3 separate regions of the Homo sapiens genome follow, and regions 1 and 2 are each linked to region 3. The links are chromatin loops, found by intact Hi-C in ENCODE. Cell type or tissue: IMR-90. All regions are shown on one strand. Region 1 overlaps MYO1H (myosin IH). Region 2 overlaps ACACB (acetyl-CoA carboxylase beta). Region 3 holds the start of LOC105369974 (a long non-coding RNA gene).

The links. Peaks named below come from ENCODE experiments on the same cell type or tissue, not always from the same donor. Only the 100,000 strongest peaks of a DNase experiment are listed, where the experiment ranks them.
Region 1: it touches region 3 in a loop (5-fold over the local background); 12 of 110 quality-filtered maps call a loop at or near these places.
Region 2: a loop joins it to region 3, with 13 times the contacts of the local background. A loop is called at or near these places in 4 of 110 quality-filtered maps.

What each region holds. Positions count from the first base shown.
Region 1 is chr12:109,381,398-109,389,397 of GRCh38, reverse strand. It overlaps MYO1H (myosin IH), which reads right to left. Exons shown (of 32, transcript NM_001101421.4): 2 at 554-715. Among named protein-coding and RNA genes, the nearest start is that of LINC01486, 26 kb to the right of the region's middle. In IMR-90, CTCF peaks have their summits at 1,846 (motif pointing left) and 3,714 (motif pointing right); no DNase peak of the experiment used is centred here; H3K27me3 peaks cover 647 bases.
Region 2 is chr12:109,250,621-109,258,620 of GRCh38, reverse strand. It overlaps ACACB (acetyl-CoA carboxylase beta), which reads right to left. Exons shown (of 53, transcript NM_001093.4): 42 at 6,465-6,575; 43 at 5,463-5,606; 44 at 4,287-4,407; 45 at 2,385-2,481; 46 at 257-353. Among named protein-coding and RNA genes, the nearest start is that of FOXN4, 55 kb to the left of the region's middle. In IMR-90, a CTCF peak has its summit at 3,040 (motif pointing right); no DNase peak of the experiment used is centred here.
Region 3 is chr12:109,129,724-109,137,723 of GRCh38, reverse strand. The region is part of intron 1 of ACACB (acetyl-CoA carboxylase beta); the gene reads right to left. It overlaps LOC105369974 (a long non-coding RNA gene), which reads left to right and starts at 5,882. Exons shown (of 3, transcript XR_945332.3): 1 at 5,882-6,082. In IMR-90, a CTCF peak has its summit at 3,383 (motif pointing left); no DNase peak of the experiment used is centred here; H3K27me3 peaks cover 604 bases.

The DNA of each region.
Region 1 (8,000 bases), 250 kb before region 3:
CTGGTAAGAGCCTGGCCAATCAGAATAGTCTTCATTTCTAGCCATGGGATTGGTTCAGAGACAGGCACATGACCGAAAGTGGGCCAATCAGAGCTGATCAATGTCAACTTGGGCCATTTACTAGAGCTTATCCCCAGAGTATTGGCTCGCTTCTCTGCAGCAACCCTGAGCTGATAAAATGACAGCCTGGATCTGAGGGCAGCCATCTTGCTGCCATGCACTTGAGAAAGAAATGGATGCCTAAGAAAGCAGAGCAGAGATTGAGAAGGAGTTGCCAGACATTGTCTGAAACCCTAGATCTAGTCCCGGGACCTACAGTAACAGACATGGACAGATTCCTTTTAGTGACTTAGGCTGGTGTAAGTTGGGTCTCTGTCACGGGCAGCCATAAACGTCTTAGCACAAAGGATCGAAGTGCATCTAAGAGTGGCGCCTCAGTATCTCCCTTTAATGTCTAACCTAATAGAGTGCTATTATTCACACTCATCAAAGTCGTGAAGGCAAGAAGGGAACAACCACCCTAGAAAAACAGCTGAGAAGTGGGTCACGTTACGTATATGAGGTTCTCGCTGAAACGCTTGCGGAGGTTGTCGACAAAGGCAGATTCGCTGGTGTACGCGTCCAATAGCACAAAATCCTGAACCCCGACCTTGTCCCGGGCAGTCAGCGCCCCTTCCATGTGCAGACGGATGTGTTTCCTCCTCACGTCTTCTTTCTACGGGAAATAGAACATTCTTCAGCAGCTCATCTATTTGGTAATATCTATTACACGTCTAATGCATGGAAATAACAAGATGCTAAACCCTGGGATAGTAGAGAGCCAGCATTAAATTATGCCGTCTTCACTTAGAGTTTACAATATGGTTGGGGATACAAGATCATAATCATAAAAAATAGGAATAGCAGCAGCTGATAGGAACCAAGTATTTACTGCTAGGTACTATTCTAAACACTTGACTTATACTGTTTCATTTGATCTTCATTCTGACCCTATGAAATACTATTATGATGCCCATTCTACAGATGAGAAAACTGAGGCATAGGAATGTCATAAGCCACGCCCAAAATCTGCCAAAAGACGCAGCCAGAAAATGAACCTAGACAACATACCCAGACTTGCTTTCCTGACAACCATGGACTCAATAAATGTTTTTTTTAAATTAATGTTTCCTTTATGTTGATTAGTCAAGCTTGAATTTTTTCTTTTTTTAAAATTAATTTTTCTTTATTTCAATAAGTGTTAATTGTGTAAACTCACTTTGTAATTCTCACATGGGTGGTGAGGAGTTTGGGCCAGAAAGGGAAATTCTTGCTACAGAGGAATATTTAAGGAAGGACAAACTTGGAGTGTTCCTCTCCAAGGATGGGCTTCAGATGTCACTGGAGAAGGTGTGGCTACAGCCCATTGGATGGCAAAGAATCTCACCAGGATACCAGGGCCAGAGCTGGTTCGGTCACTGGGCAGGCACCAGGCATGACCTTCCTGAGCACCCGCGCTGCTGGATGGGAGACCATGGAGGGGGCCAAGGAAATCAACCTTCCAGGGCTCAGGCAAGCTGCGGCCAGAGGGCAGGTGTGCGTTGGGAGAGGGAACAGGAGTAGGTATGAAGCCTGGAGTGTGTAATGTCTGCATCAGGAGGGCTGTGACAAAGTGGTCACCAGGCCCTTGGCCAGAGCTGTGAGGTCACTGAGAGACTATGTGCTCTGGGCACACGGTTAGTGTGTGTCCCCCCCACATACCACGTGCAGCAGAATGTACAGTCTGAAAACAAGAAAAAGCAAAACATAGCAAAGGACATCAGGAAGAGAAGCGGCCTGCCTTTGCAATGTCCCTCCAGTGCCCTCTAGTGACAAAAATGACATTGTGTTCACTTTAAGGAGAAATGCCTAAAGCGTGCAGTTGGTTATTGCTCAGCAGGTAATGAAGGGTGAATTTGGATCTGAGAGGCAATAAATTGACAACTGGTACATATGGATATGCAAAGGTCCTAGCATAGCCAAATTAACCTTGCAAAAGAAAAACAAAGCTAGAATAAGACTGTGTTTAATAAGACTGCGTCTCAATTGATTTTCAGTAGAGGTCCCAAAACAATTCAGCACAGAAATGGAAAACATTTCCATCCAATGGTGCAGGAACAACTAGATATTTATAAAGAAAAAAAATTGCAGTTGTGTGTGGTGGCTCACAGCTGTGATCCCAGCACACTGGGATGCTGAGGCAGGAGGATTGTCTAAAGCCAGGAGTTGGAGACCAGCCTGGGCAACACAGGGAGATTCCCATCTCTACTTAAAAATATATAAATAGAAAAAGAAAGTAAAAATGCATTTCAGTCCCTATATTACATTACACTACACTACACACACACACACACACACACACACACACACACACACACACACACGAACTTGAGATGCATCTTAGACCTAAATGCAAATTTAAAATCTATATAAAGCTACTGGAAGTAAACAAGGGGACCATCTTTGTAACCAGGGGAAGGCAAAGTTTTCTTAGATGAGAGCCAGGAAGAAATAATAATAAAAGACACAAAATAAGAAATCAGACTTCACCAAATATAAAGCTTCTCATTAGAAGACACTGTTAAGAAAATAGGCAAGTCACAGAACAGCAGAAAATATTCCTAAATTATACAGACGCAAAGAATTTGTATCCAGAATAAAAGACACCTACAGTCCAATAATAAAAAGACAAACCCAATGAAAATTTGGCAAAAGACTTGAATAGACACTTCACAAAGGAAGATAGACAAATTGGCAATACACACATAGAAAAATGGTCAACATTGTTAGTCATCAGGGAAACACAAATTAAAACCACAATGAGATACCACCACAATAGTTAAAATTAAAAACACTGACAACACCAAATACTGGTGAGGATGCGGAGCAGACAGAATTCTCTCGCACTTCTGGTAGGAATGCAAAGAGAATCACTTTGGGAAAAAGATCTGGCAGTTTCTAATGAAGTTAACCATGCCTCTATTCTTTGATCCAGCGATTCCACTCCTAAGTATTTACACAAGAGAAATGTAAACATATGTCTACAAAAAGACTTGAACATGAAGTTCAACTCATGCTCAACTTTATTCAGAACGGCCCCTAACTGGAAACAATCCAAATCCCCATCAACTGGAGAATGGCTGTGGCCCATCTGTACAATAGAAGGAGGACAGCAATAAAAGAGAAATAACGGGTACACGCAAGAGCATGGATGACTCTCACAGACATTATGCTGAGTGAAAGAGCCCAGACACAAAAGAGTCGTACTGTAGGATTCCATTGATATGGCACACTGGGACAAGCAAAACTAATCCACAGTGAAAAATCAGAACAATTGTTGCCTAGTTGAGGAGTTGTCAGGCAAATGACATTTTTGGAGTGATGAAAACATTCCATATCATGATAGGGCTGTGGGTTACATGAGTATATCTATCGGTCAAGATAAACTGTTAAAATTGTGTGCATTTCACTATATGTAAATTTTATTTTTGAAAAACAACCGTAAAAAATAAGTGGGGAAGAGGTAGGGATTGGCTGGAGGTATGAATATAAACGGAATGGCAGAATGTTAATTGTTAAAGCTAGGTGGTGGGTAGAGGGGGATTTATGATACTATTCTGTTTACTTTGCATAAATTTGAAGTTTTCCATAAAAAAAGTTTTAAAAAACAGAATGGCCACCAGATGTCTCCCTACACTAGCCAAATGGAGCTAGAAGAGCCTTAATCACTAGCAACCTAACATTCAAAACAATGCATTTAGATCAAACAATATTTTAGTGATTTCAGGCTGGGCGTGGTAGGCTCGTGTTTGTAATCCTGGCACTTTGGGAGGCCAAGGCAGGCGGATCACTTGAGCCCAGGAGTTTGAAACCAGCCTGAGTAACATGTTGAAACTCTGTCTCTACTAAAAATATGAAAACTAGCTGGGTGTGGCAGTGCGTGCCTGTAGTCCCAGCTGCTCATGCTGAAGTGGGAGGATCGCATGAACCTCAGAAGGCTGAGGCTGCAATGAGCCATGATTGCACTGCTACACTCCAGCCTAGGCAACAGAGTGAGACATTGTCTTAAAAAAAAAAAAAGAAAAGAAAGAAAGAAAAAAAGAAACATTTTAGTAATCCCAAATATTTCCATGCTGTACCACATATAGCATAGCATAATGATTAAGACGTTGGAACACGAGCATTTCCAAGTTCAAATCCTATCTCTGTTGCTTCCTGGCAGTATAATCTTGGGAGAGTCCCAAGTCTCTTGTTTCATCTCTATAAAACGGAATTATAATTGTACTTACCTCATAGGGTTGTCAGTTTCACCAGAACCATGTAAAGCACATGGAACCCTGCCAGGCACAATTTAAATTTAGTGAGTGCTTGCTTTTGTCATCATTAGTATCAATAATCACGATTATTAGAAATAGAAACATAGTAAAGCAAGTCTGCTGATTAGGAGTCAATGAGCCTCTATTAAATTGGAGGTGGGTTGGTGTCTGAAATAATGTCTGGAGCTGCACCCAGAAATATTACTGCAGTCAGGTTGCTGCAGGTGGAGGATGCAGAGATTAACCAAATTTCTCTCTTAGCCTGGTCCTAAGGATGGGAGGGTGGGGTACTCCTGCAGTCAGCCTAGGAACTGATGTGACTTGAAGCCCAAAGAAATTTGACAAAACCTTGTAGATTAAGGAACATGACAATGATTTTTAACTTGCCAGGGTCAAAGCAGACTCCATTCACTTCAGACTAGAGTTTTGTTTATTGCAATATTTCAGTTCTGACACCTCGATTCCTTTGTTGATTTCCAGTTATCTTTTAAAGGGCGTGAGAAAACGAGAGTGTCCCAATAAGAGTGACATGGACCATCAAAGGGATGAATATTGGGACATAAAGGAGAAGGGTAATCAAGAAGTTGGAGTGATTCAGCCTTGACCAAAAAGATGACTAAGAGACTTATAAAGAGAGCATTAAATCCAGATTAAATAAGAGGGAGGAAATTAAAGAGATCTTCAATTACACCTAAGAAAATTAAATTAAATCAAATTAAGTTACATCTAAGAAAGAACTCCATCTTTGGGGTGATAAAACTGTGGAGGATCCTAACTGTGCATAACCATGGTGCAGGGATCACAGATTCTGCCTGTTACAGGGTTCCAGCAGGTACCATGACTGAGTCAAGCTGCCAGGTGATGGGGACTGGGTTAGACTCAGGAATGAATGGCCATCTCTGGTGTGTAGCTACTGTCTGGCTCCAGCTGGTTGACATCAGGCACAAATATAGGGCCTGTGTTGCCAGAACTTCCGATTATTTAAGTCAGAAGTTTGGAATTACATACCCAGTCCTGTCGTACAATTTACCCTTGCAGGACATTATTTTGCAGCCTCTGCAGCAAGCCACTCTTTGTCTTGGATGGTTTAGACCTGTTGCTCATCTAAAAGCAGGGGATTCAAGGAAACACTCAAACCAGAACCATCATTTTGGAAGTATCATGTACTCAGTGATGATCTGATCATCTTCTACATAATCTAATGCTTGACCCAGTATGTGGAGTCGGGGTGGGGAGATGACAGGGAGGCCACAGTATGTGGAAAGGTGGTGAGATGCCATGGTAGAGGCAGAAATGCCTGCCAGCTATTCCGTGGACTTCCCCACATTTACAAACTCCCTTGCAGTTAGGTGGAGTTGCTTGACTACTTCCGGCCAACTGGCTGTAAATAGAAGTGACATTTGTGTAAGACCCTTCCAGTGTTATTAGAACTTCTTTGATACTGCAATGACTGAGAATTTCTTTTGCTGAATGGACAAGCCACAAGATCAAAACAGCCTGGATTCCTGAGCCATCACATGGAGGAGAGATGTCTTGAAGAGTCATCAACACCCACAGTAGACTTTGTGTACGTAAGAAATAAACTCCTGTTATGGGAAACTTCTGAGTTTTGGGGCTGTTTGTTATTGTAGCTGAAGACTGCTTATCCTGACTAATACACATGCGGAACAGAACTTTTCCACTGGGAGGACAGCAGTTTGAATGTGAGCCACAGTTCTCCCATGTTAAACTTGGCCAGCTGTTTTGGCTACTACCCTAAAGTTCTGGAGGAAGAGTAAGGGCTATTTTTTAAGGGGAGAAGAGGGTAGATGATAAGCCTTGAAGCTGTCATTTTTGAATTTTATTTGAAATGTCAAAATCCTTTGTTCAAGGGAAATGTTATAAGAAACCTTAATATGTAAAATTGAGGAAAGCAGACCTTTCTGATTGAAGTAGGGGGTGAGAGTTTCACTGGGTTGCCCCACAGAAACATGGGAGAGGTTCTGGGGAAAGCTTAGGGCAGAAGAGAGTTTGCAAACCACTGCATAGCCCCCGAGCCTTTATTGCCCAAGCACCATCATTTGAGCACTTCCTTCACATGTATTGTCATTGTCTGTGTACTGCCAGTATTATTTTTTACTTCATCTTTTCTTTATATTTATTTTTTATATATTTATATATTTATTTATATATATCATTATTTTAATTCATATTTTTAAAATATATTTTTCCTGTAAATATATATATATAAAGATATTTTGAAAAGTTCTCATACACAAAACTAACAAAAGTACAACAAACTCAATATACACAGCTTCAACAATGAACGTATGCCTTCCCCTATTCCAGCTGTGTTTCACTACTCCCCCAGCACTGGATTATTTCGAGGTAAATCACAAAACATTATATCGCTTTATGTATAAATATTTTAGTAGGTATCTCTAAAACATAGGAGCTCTAAAACTATACATGCACTTATATACCTATATGTAATCACAACACCATTATCATAAAGAATACCATAATAATTCCTTAATACTAATTATAATACCTAATGTTCAAATTTCTCTAATTATATCTATATTTTACAATTGGTTTGCTCAAATCAGGATCCAAACAAGGTCCACACATTGCATTTAGCCAATGTGTCTCTCAAGTCTCTTTTGTTCTATAGGTTCCCTCCATTTCTTTCTTGCAATTTATTCATAGAGAAAATTGGACAATCTGTCTTGTAGAATTTCTCACATTCTAGGTTTTGTTAATTGCATTCTTAAGGAGTCATTTAACATGTCTGTCTTTCTCCTGCATTTCCTGAAAACTGGTTGTTTGAATTAGAGGTCCAATCAGATACAAGATTGATTGGTTTTGGCAAAAAAAAAGACTTCATAGGCAGCATATTATACTTCCAGAAGGAGACACATGAGGGCTGGCTGTCTTTTCAGGATGTCAGTGTTTTCTGATACACACTACCCAAATCCACATTTTCTTAGGAGTTTGATATTCCAGTTCTATCAAACCATCTTCATTTATTAGATGAGACTGTTCTATAAAGAGAAATTTCCCTTATTAACTGTTTGGTTGCCCTGTGGTACAGTTTGCAAGGGAAAGGCAGGATAAATGTTTGATTTGCTAGTTTTCAGAATAATGAGTTGGTTCCACTGCTTCCTCCCAAGGTGACAATGAGTTTTTAATATCATTACAAATTAAAGGTTTATATGTATTGGTTATGTTTCATGCCATGATAGTTAACTTTTTTTTTAAGACAGAGTCTTGCTCTGTTGCCCAGGCTGGAGTGCAGTGGTGCGATATTGACTCACTGCAACCTCCGCCTTCTGGGTTAAAGCAATTCTTGTCCCTCAGAGTAGCTGGGATCATAGGCATGAACCAAGTAGCTGGGATTATAGGCTTGCACCACCACACCCAACTAAGATTTTGTATTTTTAGTAGAGACGGGGTTTCACCATGTTGGCCAGGCTGGTCTCGAACTCCTGACCTCAAGTGATCCACCCACCTTGGCCTCCCAAAGTGCTGGGACTACAGGTATGAGCCACTGCGCCCAGCCAACAGTTAACCTTATTGATGCCCAATTTATCCCAAATTTGGCCAGTGGGAATCTATCAAGTAGGCTCTTGAGTAATTTTTAGTTTAATTAATTTATTATTGTTATTTTGGAGATAGGATTTTTAC
Region 2 (8,000 bases), 120 kb before region 3:
CAGGGCAGGAGGTGGGAGGGGTTTCTAGGGACCTTTATCATCTGCTGAGGAAGAAGCAAGATGGTGCAGCCATTTATGCAACCCATAGAGAAAGTGTCAGAGAAACAGGCACTGAGCCCCCCAGGGCCAGGGACTGCACTGGGTCCCCTGCTTCTCCACCTAAGTTGGCAGGGCAGGGATGGGACCCCCACGCCCAGGACCCACTCTCGACAGTACCGCTGGCTAAACCAGCAGCCACAGCTCCCGGCCCCCTCACCTTGGCCTCAGAATCCAGGTTGGCAGGGTCTGCAGGGACTGCCACCTCCACAGTCCGTGTCTCCACAGCAATCACTCCCACGGGAATCCCCCCAAGCCTGGAAAATGAGCACCAGTGAGCCAGGCCCTGGGCAGCACCCCAGGTGCATTTGGGGACCTCTGGGTGTGGGGGTGAGGGCACGTGGAGGAGAATGCTCTTTTTAATCTGGCGGATTATTTTATTGGAAGGCAAAGAAAAAGCCCCCAAATGGTAAGAGCCTCGAAAGGTAGCAGACCTATTGGTGCCCTTTTTGAGGCAAGAACCATCAGAGGAGGGCTGGGATGGTATAGGGCCTGGAGCAGCATGAACCACTAGAACTTTCTGTGACGAGGGCCACGTTCTCCATCTGCACTGTCCAATACAGGAGCTGTGGGCTGCACGTGGAACGTGGCAAGTGTGAGGAATGGAACAGGTCATCCTCTGTCACTTTGACTTAGTTCAATTTAAACTGAAGGAGCCGGGCATGGTGGCTTATGCCTGTAATCCCAGCACTTTGAGAGTCTGAAGCAGGAGGATTGCTTGAGTCCAGGAGTTTGAGACCAGCCTGGACAGCATAGTGAGACCCTGTATCTGCAAAAAATAAAAAAACTGGCTAGGTGTGGTGGCGCACACCTCTAGTCCCAGCTACTTGGGAGGCTGAGGTGGGAGGATTGCTTGAGCCCAGGAGGTCAAGGCTGCAGTGAACAGCGATCATGCCTCTGCACTCCAGCCTGGGTGACAGAGCAAGACCTTGTCTCAAAATAATAATAATAATAATGAAACTAAAGCATCACATGTAGCCAGCAGCTACTACACTGGTCTAGACATCAAGTTGCACTTGGAAAGGGCTGAGGGATATTGAACTGGACAGAGACTCAGCTCAGGGGATGCCATGACATCAGTTACTTGCTACTGAACTGTGCATCACTACATGGTTCTCGTTTACCCTATGATGCAGGGGTGGGGGAGAGCAGTCTTCAAATCAAAGTGTTTTCACATGGAAGAAGGAGTGGATTTTTTTTTTTTTATTTTTTGCTTTTAAAAATATAATTTATTTTATTTTATTTATTTTGAAGATGGAGTCTCGCTCTGTCACCCAGGCTGGAGTGCAATGGCGCAATCTCGGCTCACTGCAACATCCACCTTCTGGGTTCAAGCAATTCTGCTGCTTCAGCCCCCCGAGTAGCTGGGATTACAGGTGCCTGCCACCACGCCCAGCTAATTTTTGTATTTTCAGTAGAGACGGGGTTTCGCCATGTTGGCCAGGCTGGTCTCGAACTCCTGACTGCAGGTGATCCACCCGCCTTGGCCTCCCAACGTGCTGGGATTACAGGTGTGAGCTGCCACGCCCGGCCCTGGCTGCACTTTAGTATTTATTGCCGAAGATGTAAATGATAGCAGCCATTCCCACTTATGGAGTATGTCGATTTTAAATATTTCACACATGTTATTGCATCTAATCATCACAATAATCCTTTGGGGTAGAATTATTATCCCTATTTTACAGATGTGAAGGACCAGAGAGGGTGAGTGATGGAGATGGGGCTTGGCCTCAGGTCTAATGCAGAGCCTGGACTTATAGCTGCGACATCGTACCAGGAATGAGTGGTAAATGATGAGGAGGGAGCTCGGGGCTCATTATAAGGAGGAACTTTCAGGCAGGTGGAGCTGTCCAAAGAGATGAAAGCTACAAGGCTGAAGGGTGAGCTGCCCAGCTTGGAAAGCATGCAAGCATTGCAGCCTCCCACCAACAGTGGCATACAACAGGGCTCCTGTCCATGGCTCTCCTAAGATGGAATTCAGAGTGCCAGTGTCTGTGAAGTTTTCTGGGGAGAGCACCCAAGGCCACCTTCTGATGCCCAAAGGGGTTGTTAGCCCTTGTGGCCTGGGGACTGACTACAGGGTCCCAGGCCTCAGGAGGAGGCTGGCTGAGATACCTTCTAAGGGCACACACAGACACTGCAGAAATCATTCCCCAAATTGGTTTTTTCTTTTAGAAAATCCTGAGGCCAAGAAGAAAATTGCCCCTGGAGGTCCCTGGCCTCACACCTCGGGGCCCCAATGCCTGGTGAGTCAGACATGGGCAGCCTGCTCCCGTCTTCATGATTACCTTGCTCGTCCTGTCACCACGGTCTGCGCCCAGGGTGCCATGATTTCCTTGAAACTGCCGTGGTCAAAGAATCCGCTCTGCCACGTTCCCTTCAGAGCTGTGGACAGAAGGGCAGAAGCCCAGGCTGGAGGGCCAGGTGGCTGGGGGCCCCCAGGACACTCCTGGCTGTGCAAAAGCTCCCTAAGGACAGCCTGGCTTTAACCTCATAGCCCAGATACCCCTTTCTACCTAAAACCACACAGCCCAACCCCTTCCCTCCTTCCCAAAATGCCTCAAAAGACAAACAGGGCTGCAATAAATATACCAAGTCAAGAATTCAGTCTGTATGGAATATGTGACTACCATCAACAGCCAGCCAACTCCAAACACATAGATTCTAATCATGGTCTCTGCCTTCTCTTCCTAAGATGCAGAGAGTGGACAGACACCTCCAGAAGGTGGGATTTTAGGAAGGGACCACCTTTCCCGAAAAACTCATCCCTCACCTGCTAGCTGCTGGCTGCAGCTTCATAACCACTTAATTGGGAAAAAAGTTTCAATTTCCCAGAGAGACAGAGAGAGAATATGATGATGTCAATGACAGCCATTGGTGGGGAAGAAATGATGACTTAAATCCATGCAACAGCGTAAATGGCTGTGGCTCTGACCAGGAGGGGGCAGCCAGAGTAAGAGGCATCTCAGGCATGGGAGGCCCGGCACCCAGGCATGCAACAGCACAGCTTCAGCATCTGCCGAGGACTGGCCTGACAGTGAGAAGCCGAACATTTTTTAATTGAGATAAGCAGCCCCCTCAGTGTTTACAGGCCAGAAAGCCCAAGAGAAATGAAAAGCAAGAGAAGGAAGCCACAGGACTCCTTGCACTGGCTGGAGTCTAGCACACTCCCGAGGGTCACCTCTCCTGCATTGCACAGCCAAGGAGCAGCCAAGTCTAAAGGTAGCAGCATGTGAAATTCTAGATTTGGGATATAGTGACGGGAGCAGCTCAACTTTCCTGTTGTGTTCTGGTTGCTCAGACTGAAATAATATACCTCCAAGAGAGAAACTCATCCCTTTCAGAGAGAGAATGTGTGTGTGCAAAAATGTGTGTGCATGTGCATGTGTGTTCACGTGTCCACGTGCGTGTGTGTGTGTGTGTGTGTGTAGGTATAGAAGAGGTAAAATTGGCCAGGCATGGTGGCTCATGTCTGTAATTCCAGCACTTTGGGAGGCTGAGGCAGGCAGATCACTTGAGGTCATGTGTTCAAGACCAGCCTGGCCAACATGGTGAAACTCCGCCTCTACTAAAAATACAAAAATTAGCTGGGTGTGGTGGCAGGCACCTGTAATCCCAGCTACTCGGTAGACTGAGTCAGGAGAATCACTTGAACCCAGGAGGTAGAGATTGCAGTAAGCCAAGATCGCGCCACTGCACTCCAGCCTGGGCGACAGAGCAACACTGTCTCAAAAAAAAAAAAAGAAGAGGAGACCAGATTGCCTATCCTGTGTAAACTCACAGAGTTCCTTTGTAAGAGAGAAAGAAAGAGAAAGATGCAGTCTTCTCTTTGAAACTCTGATGTTTCAGCACTGAATTTTCTACTGATGAGACAGTGGGGCAGTTAGAGACCACGGAGCATGGAGCATCAGGGGAGGGAGACCAGGACCACCATTGCACCCCACCTCCATCTATTAGCTCCAGAAACTGGAGGCTGTTTCCACCCCTTCTTGGTCAATGGCTCAGGAAAAGCCTAGAGTAAAATCTCCATTTCTCTACTTTCCCTGCATTTGATTTCAGGTATACCTCTCTGGGATATGAGAACGAATATCAAGCCTTTGTCTCAAGCGCTTGAGACAAAGTGCTCCTTTGTCTCAAGCCCTAGAAAGAAACCCGAGACCAGGTCCTAGGCAAAATACTTTAGAACTTACTTGGGTGAGGCCTTCCTGCAAGCATCCACCGGGGGTCGTAGGGAGCTCTGGATGGGAGGAATTCAATTTCTCTGTCAATGGGGTCAGTGGGTGTGATGATAGGGACAGGGCTGTGATTATCCTAAAAAAGAAAGCCAAGTCTCTGACTTAGTCTGTGGTGCTTGTCAATAATACCTCTGATCAGCACTTTGCTCCTCTGACTATGATTATGCCTGGTTATGCAGCAATATCCCCTCCCTAGGGCTCCTGAAGCCACTGCTCTGATTGGAAAATGCCAGATAAGGACTGGCCATCCCATGGATTCTTCTGAAATCTAGTTTATGAACTCCTGAGTGTGCTTCCCGGTTCAGATGGTGTCACTGATGCTGGGAAGTTACAGAAACGCAGGAAAGGGTTGCTACTGCTATATATGGTCAGATAGGAGGAAAAACATCTTAAAAGAAAGAAAAAGAGATTGGTTGCAGAGAATGGTAACAGATGGCATGCAGATGGGGAAAAGGGGCACTTGGGAATACAAACTGACATTTGTGACTTGGGGTTCTTGGCAGAAGATCTGGAATGACCTGAACTCTGTAAACCCAACCTCTCAGAAATGGTTATAATGAAGAATGACAACCTCACTCATTTGTAAGGAATGTTACAGTTAACCAAGAACTGTGCCCACGATTGTCCCCTTCTTACTTTGGTGAGGACCTACCAAACGTTGTGCTTTAAATATCACTTCACTTAATCATCATGATAACACCATGAGTTAGGTGCTATTATTATTCTCATTTCACAGATGAGGAAACAGGCTCAGAAAAACTTAGGGACTCTCCCAGTGTCTTACAGCTACCGAGGAGGAAGGCAGGAATCAAATCCAGCCTGACTGTAAAGCTTAAAGACTCAGTATTGTCCAATGCTGCCTCTTGTCAAGAGGCAATACTACCTCTTTCTAAAGGATTAACAGATAGCATCCTTACAATGGCATTAGTGCCACCAAAAGAGCAAAGGACACCTAGTACAGGGCTGGGCATCAGAGAAGGAAGAAGGAGTAAGAAAAATCAACCCCAGCCACATGTGCAGTGCTTCCTGCTCCTCAGCCTCCCACACCACCCAGGAGGTGACAGGGACAGAATTAGCCAATGAGCTTAATAAGAGTCTTCCAGGTTCTAAGCTGCAGGGGGAGTACTGCACCTTTGGCATATAGGACAGCCACTCCAGGATGGTATAAACCCCCTCAAAGTCATCTGGCACGGTGATGTGGGAGACACCATTGTAATGCATGATCTGAACGCCACCCAGCTGGTTGTTGGATGTGTAGACCTCTCTTCCCAGGACCTGCTTTGACACAACATGGTTAGCAATGTCCTGCACGGTGCAGGGCTCTACCACCTGTTTGGAAATCATCTCAGTGCTTCTCAATCCTGGCTACACATTAGAATCACCCAGGAGATTTCACAAATCCTGATGCTCAGGCTACATCCAGACCAATTATATCAGAATCTTCGAGGAATTAGTTTTTGTGTTTTGTTTGTTTTTTAGTTTCTAGATAATTCCAATATGCAGGCCAATTTGAGAACTGGTGATGCAGCTGACTTCTACCTTGACCATCTCAAAAGCAAAACCCTAGCTAGTGTTTCTGATTCAGCAGGTCTGCAGCAGGGCTTGAGGATGTGCATTTCTGACAAGTTCCCATCTGATGCTGATGCTGTTGGTTCAAGAACCAGGCTTTGAGACTTTGGCTGAGATTTGAGCAGACATTAAGTATAGAGACTTTTCAACAAGGAAAATGTTTTAATACAGTGAAAAAAGTAGAATACAAAACTGCATATTCACTATAAATTAACCACATAAAGACAGAAGATGAGAGGGAACTATACCAGAATGATAGAAGCTGCAAAATTACTTTTTTGGGGGGTTCCTTTTCTAATTTTCTGCAATGTGTAATGGCACTTCAATAATTTGTTTTAAAATGTCAGTAATACAGGGAGTTAGATCGACCAGAATTGCCTAAAACTAATTTTTTTTTTCTCATAAGGACCCAGATAGCTGCAAATTGGAAAAAAAGAGCTCTTGTATCAGTAGGAATGAAACTGGCTTCATATTGAGAAAAATCCCCCACCAGAGACCAATGGGAATGTTAAAATGACTCCTGGCCCCCAAGGATCCACTCTGCACAGGCCCCTTTTTGGTCACCTTGTTGAGAGCACTTGCTCCTGTGAGGATGATGTGGGAATTCTCCACCTGGATCACTCGCTGGCCCAGCCTCACCAAGTAGGCCCCAATCCCAATGGCTCGGCAGGTCACCTGTGGAGAGAGGACCCCCTCTGAATTCTGGAGAGTGGCGAGGGACCCACCCCCCACAGCAGGGAAGAGTCCAGGAACCTGCTGGGACCAAATGGAAGTTATGTTTTGACCAATGGCAACCCGATTTGGAGCCAAACCACAGTAGAGGCAAAAGCCTATTCTTCAGGCCACTTTATTGAGCTTGGATTCCTATCTGGAAATAACATGGTTAACAAAGATTGCTGTAAAGACAAGCAGCAGACAGTGAATGTTTCAGATTTTAAGAGGCTTGTGTGCAGCTCTTCTGAGCCTGGGCATTCATGGGCCATTGCAGCCTCTTAACAACCAAAAGGACACCTAGGAGTGCATGTAAAAACTGGTGAAATTCAAAATAAGGTCTGTACTGAGTTAACAATATTGTGCCAATGTCAGTTTCCTGGTTTCGATAATGTACTACGGTTATGTAAGTACCATAGGGGAAGCTGGGTGAAGGGTACTTGGAAATTCTCTGTAGTATCTTATAACTTACGGTGGGTCCTAGATGACTTCAAAATAAAAAGACTATACATATAATCTAGAAAACAAGCCCAAGGAAGATGCTTATGACCAACATTTTCCACTTGGAAACTGAAGATTCAACATTGCATGTACAAATAAGGCCTTCCAAGGCAGTTTATCATTAAAGAGTACTATTATTCCTGCTGCTGCTGCTGTTAGAGTAGGTAGTTAAGCAGACATGAGCAGGGCAGGAGAGGAAGGCAACCATCAGGTGATAGTTAGGCAGTTGCTAAAGTGTCTCTCTAAAATTAATATTGGTCACAGCTGGCTCCAGGGAAAGGCAATCTCCTGATAGATAGAAAACACCTGAAGCTAGTGATAAGCAGCTTCCCCATAAGATCTCAGGAGCTGGGTGGGTGGGCTCAAGCATGCATGCTAAGAGGTAAGATGGCAGAGTTTATCTGGTACCGTGCCCTTCTTCTAGGAACACTCGACTGGTAAAGGAGGAAAGCCTCAAGTGAGCATGCACACAACTTCAGTAAACACACTGTTCATGCGGCCCCTCCTAAGTGCTGGCAGACCACGTGCATGCAGACAGCCCACCCCAAGGGAAGAATCAGGGGAGAAGAAACACAAACCCTGGAATCATGCCAATGCATAAAACCTCAAAAGGGTTGGATGAGGCACTTGGATCTCTCAGGTTGCCTTGTTTGGCCCTCTTCCAAGTGTACTTCATTTCATTCTTGCTTTAAAACTTTTTAATAAACTTTCACTCCTGCTGAGAGACTTGCCTCGGTCTCTCACTCTGCCTTAGACCCATACAGATTCACCACCACAAACACTACTACCACTACTACTACTACCACCACCACTACTACCACCACTGCTAGTACTAGAATTACTACTAGTACTACTACTACTACTACAGTAGTACTACTACTAGAAACA
Region 3 (8,000 bases):
TACAAAAGTGGACCACAAAGCTCAGCAGGTCAATTTGGTATCTAAAAATCCTTTTTTTTTTTTTGAGTCAGAATCTGACCCTGTCGCCCAGGTGGGAGCATAGTGGCGTAATCTCAGCTCACTGCAACCTCTGCCTCCTGGGTTCAAGAGATTCTTGAGCCTCAGCCTCCCTAGTAGCTGGGATTACAGGTGCCCCCCACCATGCCCGGCTAATTTTTGTATTTTTTGTAAAGATGGGGTTTCACCATGTTGGCTAGGCTGGTGTCTAACTCCTGACCTCAAGTGATCCGCCCACCTCTGCCTCCCAAAGTGCTAGGATTACAGGCGTGAGACACTGTGCCCTGCCATAAAGCTTTTTCTTTTTAAATTTCAACACAATGTTTTTAAAGGAAGTGGAAAAGTTCTCAATATTTCCCAGAACTAAACAATCCAAGTACTTCTTACACACTTTCAGCAGCAGAATTTGCTGATATGTTGCCAAGGCTATTTTCTAGGTAGTACACAGGGTCAGAGGGGTTTTTTCCTTTCAAGATCATCATGTGTTTTTTTTAAAGAAAAGTCAGTCAAGGGTGGCTCAATGTCAATGTAACATGCCACATTAATGGAACAAAGGGAAAAAAACCACATGATCATCCCAATTGATGCAGGAAAAGCATTTGACAAAATCCAACACCCTTTCATGATAACAACATTCAGAAAATTAGGAACAGAAGGGAACTGCAACTTAATAAAGTACATTTATGAAAAATCCACAGCTAACATCATACTAAATGGGGAAAGGCTGATAGCTTTAACCAGGAATAAGACAAGGATGCCCACTTTCACCAGTGCTATTCAACACTGTACTGGAAGTTCTAGACAAACCAATTAGACAATAAAATGAAATAAAAGACATAGAGATTAGGAAGGAAGAAGTAAAGCCACCCCTATTCACAGATTACATGGTCCTATATGTAGAAAGTGCCAGATAATACACACACAGAAAACCTTGGTATTGTAGAGGTAATAAAAATAATTAAGCAAAGTTGCAGGATACAAGATAAATACACAAAAATAGTTGTGTTTCTATACACCAGTGGTAAATAATCTGAAAAAGAAATTAAGAAAACAATTCCATTTATAATAGCATTCAAAAGAATAAAACACCTAGAAATAAATATGTTTAATTTCAATGTTTCCTTTTTCTATTATTGCCTATCACACTTGTTTCCTACCTAGGAATAAATTTAACCAAAGAAGTGAAAGACCTGCACACTGAAAACTACAAAACATTACTAAAAGAAATTAAAGAAGAATTAAATAAATGGAAAGACATACCTTGCTCATGGATTGGAAGACTTATTGTTAAGATGTCCATATTATCCAAAGGAATATACAGATTTATATGGAATTTCAAGAGGCCCCAATCAGCCAAAACAATCTTAAAAAATATGTTTGAAGATTCACATTTCCCAATTTAAAAACTTACTACAAAGCTATGGTAAACAAAACAGCATGGTATTTGGCATAAGATAGACATATAGATCAATGGAATAGAAACCTATACATCTATGGTCAATCTATTTTTGACATGGATATCAAGACCATCCAATGGAGAAAGAATGATCTCTTCAGGCCAGGCATGGTGGCTCATGCCTGTAATCCCAGCACTTTGGGAGGCTGAAGCAGGTGGATCACGAGGTCAGGAGATCAAGACTATCCTGGCTAACATGGTGAAACCCCATCTCTACTAAAAATACAAAAAAATTTAGCCAGGCATGGTGGCAGGCACCTGTAGTCCCAGCTACTTGGGAGACTGAGGAAGGAGAATGGCGTGAACCCGGGAGGCAGAGCTTGCAGTGAGCCGAGATCGCACCACTGCACTCCAGCCTGGGCGACAGAGCAAGACTCCGTCTCAAAAAAAAAAAAAAAAAAAGTATTACCTCTTTAACACCACATGGTGCTGGAACAACTGGATTTCCACATGCACAAGAATAAAAAGTTGGACCCCTACTTCATACCACATACAATCATTAACTCAAAATGGATCAAAGACCTAAATATAAAAGCTAAAACCACAAACCTCTTAGAAGAAAACATAGAAGTAATTCATCATGACCTTGGATTTGTCAATTGATTCTTAGATATGACACCACAAGCATTGGATGCTTCTTGATGAAGTCCAATTTACCATAAGAAAAAATAGGTAAATTGGACTTCATCAAGATTAAAAGCTTTCGTGAATCATAGGATGCTATCAAGAAAGTGAAAAGATAACCTACAGAATGGGAGGACCACTTGCAAACCATATATCTAATAAGAGTCTAGTGCCCAGAATGTATAAAGAACTCCTAAAACTCAACAACAAAAAGACAACCCAATTTTTAAGTGGACAAAAGACTCGGATAGACATTGCTCCAATGAAGATATACAAATGGTCAATAAATAGATGAAAAGATATTCAACATGCTTAGGTGTCAGGAAAATGCAAATCATATAATCACAGTGAGATACCACTTCACATGCACTGGGATGGCTATAACCCAAAAGAGAGAGAGAGAGAATAACAAGTGTTGGTGAAGAGGTACAGAAATTGGAACTCTTAACCATTGCCAGTAGGAATTTAAAATGTTGTAGCCGTTGTGGAAAAAAGTCTGGTGGTTCCTTAAAAAGTTGAACATAGAATTATCATATGATCCAGCAATCTCACTCCTAGGTATATCCCAAAAGAATTGAAAACAACGACTCAAACAAATACATAGCAGTACTATGGGTATCTTTCTGATGCCCAAGCCTTGTTCTTACCCCAGGATTTCTCAACCATGGCACTACTGATATTTAGGGTTGGAAAATTCTTTGTGGTGGGGGCTGTCCTGTGCATTATAGTATGTAGAGCAACACCCTTGACCTCTGCCTGTTTGATGCCAGTAGCATCTACCTCCATCAGCTGGGACAACCAAAACATCTCCAGACATTGACAAATGTCCCATGGGAGGCAAAACTGCCCTTTGGTTGTGAATCTCTGGTCTCAACTCCTCTGCCTAGTCCTTGCCTTCCCGTCTCCTTTTGCCTCTGAATGGTGAGCTAGGAACCTCTGGGGACAAAGTCTATTTCATACTATTACTATTTCTCTTGTGCATAGTAAATTCTCAAGAAAATCTTTAAAATTGTCTGCAAGAAAGGTCCGAGTCCTGAAACAGCTGGCTCACACATGCCCTCAGGAAAAATTTTGAAATTAACAACAGCCAGAGAACATTGCCAAAAATGTTGCAAAAGCTATCCCGGCTTCCCCAGAGGCCCAACAGATTAAATCCTACATCCTCCCCAGGAAAGGAGGGCATACGGGGCCCTCTAAACCTGACCCCTGCTGAATGGCCACTCCCTCTCATGCCCTCTGCTGGCCACAGTGGCCAAATGCTTTAGAAATTCGGCAGTCCACTCCCTTGGGGCTCTTTGCCCAGTCCATCCTGGCCTGGGAGGCCTGGGTACAGACTTCCATCATGATGACACAGAAAACATGGCATGGAAGTGGCTTGTTCGGTTGTCTGTTCTCCCTGACCGACTGGGTGGTGCTTGGGGACATAGACCAAGTGTCATTCATTTTGGATCCTTGTACCCAGCTTGGTGCTTGGCACAGAGTAAGAGCTCAAAAACTGTGTGTAAGCTGGGGGCAATGGCTACGTCTGTAATCCCAACACTTTGGGAGGCCAAGGCGGGAGGCTCACTTGAGCCTGGGACATCAAGACTACAGTGAGCCATGATGGCACCAATGCACTCCAGCCTGGGCAACCAAGTGAGATCCTGTCTCAAAAAAACAAAACAAAACAAATGAAAAAAAAAAAACCTGTGTGCTGAAAAAATGAAAAAAAAAAAAAAAAAAATATATATATATATATATATATATATATGCACACACATTGAGCACCAACCAATGTCTTGAACCAAGCTGGAATTTTGATTTTTAAAGTTTTCATTTCTGAAACTGCATTCAGGAACACCAAGAGAATGAGCCAAGTATCTCCATGACAGTTTTGAAAGAAAGGGCTGAAGAGAACAACTCATACAAATGCGACCAATCTTAGGCAAATTTTAAATGTGTGCATTTGAAATTGTGAGATATAAGAAACAGCAGGTGCATAAAATTGATAGGGTGGGCATCCCTCTACCCCAGTTAAAAAATACTTGAATTATTGCTTAGAAAAGTGCAGCATCAAGGCCAGGCACGGTGGCTCATGCCTGTAACCCCAGCACTTTCAGAGGCCAAGGTGGGCAGATCTCTTGAGCTCAGGAGTTTACAACCTGCCTGGGCAACATGGCGAAACCCCGTCTCCACAAAAAATATAAAAATTAGCCATGGGCAGTGGTGTGTGCCTGTAGTCCCAGGTACTCAGGAGGCTGAGGCAGGAGAATTGCTTGAGCTCAGGAGGGGGAGGTTGCAGTGAGCCAAGATCACGCCACTGCACTCCAGCCTGGGCAACGAGAGAGAGAGAGAGAGAGAGAGAGAAAGAGAAGTGCAGCATAAAGACAAAAGTGTGCTACAATGGTTGTGAATTATGAGGTGTGAGAATACATTGTTTACATTGATTCCTGTTGGAAAGCCAATCAAATTATGCAAGTTTTACATGATATAAGTTCTTCAGGAACTTGCTTAGAAAATCCTGGCTGGCTGGACAAATGGATGGCTGATTAACTACGGATAGAAGGATGAGTAGGTGGTGTGTGGAGAGAGAAGGTGAGTGGATGAGTCAATGGGCAAGATGGTTAGACACACGCACGGCAGGTGATAGAGGGATGGCAGGTAAAGCTGCAAGTTGTACAGCGGAGGCTCTGACGAATGCAGTGGCCAGCTCTTCTCCCCAGTTCAGCCCTTCTCTCACTCTGCAAATCCTTTACAATCTGTTATTCTGTTGGATCTAATCCCCCAAACCTTCCTTGCCAGGGTTACCTACATGAAAAACCTCACAGCCTTTCCCTTTTCTTTGCGGAATAATGACGTGGGACCCAAAGGTCACCCCACACAAGAACTTTTCCCAAGTGAATACACAGAGACAAATCGGAGGACTGTTTGAGAAAGCTACAGAAGAAACTCTCTGAGCCTCAGTTTCCTCATCTATAAAATGGGGATACGAATTCTCACCCCATTCACCTCACTGCTGCTCTCTGCATAACATCTGTACCTATATAGCAACCACACATACAAGCCATCAAATTTGTGGAGTGTCTTCAAGCTCCCAAGACCCTCACCACCACCTCCCTCCAATCCTTAAAACACCTCCATGGGACCGGGCGTGATGGCTCACACCTGTAATCCCAGCACTTTGGGAGGCTGAGGCAGGTGGATCACCTGAAGTCAGAAGTTTGAGACCAGCCTGGCCAACAAGGTGAAACCTCATTCTACTAAAAAATACAAAAATTAGCTGGGCGTGGTGGTGCACGCCTGTAATCCCAGCTACTTGGGAGGCTGAGGCAGGAGAATCACCTAAACCCAGGAGGCAGAGGTTGCAGTGAGCTGAGATCATACCACTGCACTCCAGCCTGGGTGACAGAGTGAGACTCCATCTCAAAAAAAAAAAGGAACAACCCAATGGATGTTATTATTGTCATTGTCACTATTTGACTTCCATTTTACAGCTTGGTAAACTGTGGATCAGTAACTTTCCCTTGCTCATACCTTTTCCACTGTCCCACCACTGCAGTGGAGATAAGTAAATTCCATAAGGCAGCAGGTGGTACAAGGAGTGCGTAGATATGATCCTAAAAACAGACAGACACCTGGCTGTGTACCTTTAAGACACAGCCGCAGATCGACATGCAAACTAACGGTGCCAGACGGTGGCGTGGGGGGGCCGTGGTCAAGAATGAGCACCGATCACGCAGTTTGATTCCATGAGCAGGGAAGGCCAGACGAGCCCTTCCAGTGAACCTCTGTGGACGCTATCATGACAAGCTGCTGCCCTTCGCTGAAATAACCCAGCGGACCCGAAAACCAGATGCCAGACAAAGCTATTTTTATGTCTTGCAAACCTAACCCAAGCAACAGCTGCCTGTTGAAAGAGTGATCGTGGCCTTCACCACAATGAACACGAGAAACTGCTCAGTCCTGGTAAGTGCTGGCCAGTCACCAGGCAAGGGCAGGGCAAGGACGGGAGTCAGGAGTCTGTTTTCCAGTCCCTCCACAACCCACAGCACACTCATCCCCATGCCTGGTGAGGTTTTTAAAGGACAGAGGGGACAGAATGTCAGCATCCAGCAATCCCCATCCATGCTTGGATTTTTCCTCCCACCAAGATTAACTCCCCAGCACTTGTTGCCACTTACCGTCACTGGGGATGCAGCCACCAGCTCCATTCTTGAGTGAGGCTGACAGGCGCCCACAGGGTGACTAAGGGAACCCAGCTGGCAGAGTGTCACCTTTCAGCGGGAGGCTGGTGGCGTGCATCAGGCCATGGGGGTGGGGCTTGGACCGGCCAGCACTCCGACATGGGTGAGCGTTCCCCCAAGTTGGCAGTGCAGCATGCCTTTATCTGTCACCCATAAATTTAAGCCATTTCAAAGGTCCTCACTCAGCCTTCTCCTGACCTCAAGCTTAGGTAGTTAAGAGGCTATCTGTGCTCCCAGGGGCTTCGTGGGCTTGAGGACCACCTCCCTCCAGCTTGCCACATTTCTGTACTTAGCCCTACTTCACTGCTCATGCAATTGCCCTCTTGCCCAACTCTCCATCTCTGGTACAGGCTTTAAACAGTCCTGTAATCACAACAGCCCTGGGTAGACAGGAAAACAGCATCGACAGATGTTCCAAGGGGTTCATCTGTCAGACGCCTGTCCAGAAGGGAGGGTGAGACTCAGCACAACTTGTGTTTGGCTATACTGGGCACGAATGGCCAGCTGGACACACAGGTCAGCCCAGGCAGGAAAGAGAAGCAACAGTATCGGGACAAAGAGGGGGTGGTCAGGGGCCCTTCAGCAAGTGGCGCAATGTCCTTTTGCAAATTCAGAGATAATTAAACTGATGGGGACAGGCCAAGTGTGGCTGCTGGGGCGTAAGAGGCTGACTGGTGGACACCTTCACCTGCACTCGGCCTGTAGATCTGGGGTGTCACAGATCAGAGTGTTTCTCAAAAGCCACCTGCTGCAACCTACAGCTGAATGCGGGGAAGCACAGGGATCATCGAGTCCAGTGTGCTTGTGTTGTAGATGAGCAAATGGTGGCCAGGAGGTCACATGTGCAATTAGCCACAGAGCCAAAGACTGGGACCAACCAAGATCCCCGGCTCCAGGCCAGTTCTTCCGCTATATTGAGGCATGATTGGCGGCCAAAGTCAACTGTCACCGGGCACCTTGTTTGGTCCCCTGGAAACTGACCTGGGTTCACATGTCGGTTCTGCCACTTACAAGCTGGGGAAGCCTTGGGCAAGTTAAATGCCCTCCCTGATCATCAGTCTCCTCATCTGCAAAATGGGGATAAGGATGGTACCTACATCATTGCTGGGCTGTTAAGAGTTCAATGAGTTCATCCCCCCTGGGGCACTGAGTGCAGTGCTGGATGCAGTTGGGCTGTACACATCTGAGCCATCAGCATTCACCATCTCCACTCAGAGCACCATGGGCAGTGTGAGCCACCGCTCCAGGACTCTGCCACCAATGGACAGTGTGATCTTGAACAAATCACCTCCCCTCTCCAAACCTCAGTGTCCCCATCTAGAAAAGGGGGCAAAATACCCAGCCTCGCCTACCTCACCTGCCTTATTGTGAGAATCAACCAAGATTCATGTAGTCACTCAACACCAAATAGAGCCTTCCCCTTCCTGCTGCACCAAACAGAAAGAACCAGGCAGGTGATAGTGATGGCGGCTTCTGCTGTGAGCATCTTCCTCCACTCATGGACAGAAAGGATTCACATTTGGTTCACAGCACCTGTCAGTCCTGGTCAGGTGTCAGAGCCACTCTCTAAGGATCGGCCAGCCCAGGCAGGACAGGCAGATCCCCCCATCAAGGACAGCTTCCCAGGCCTGCAGCCTAGA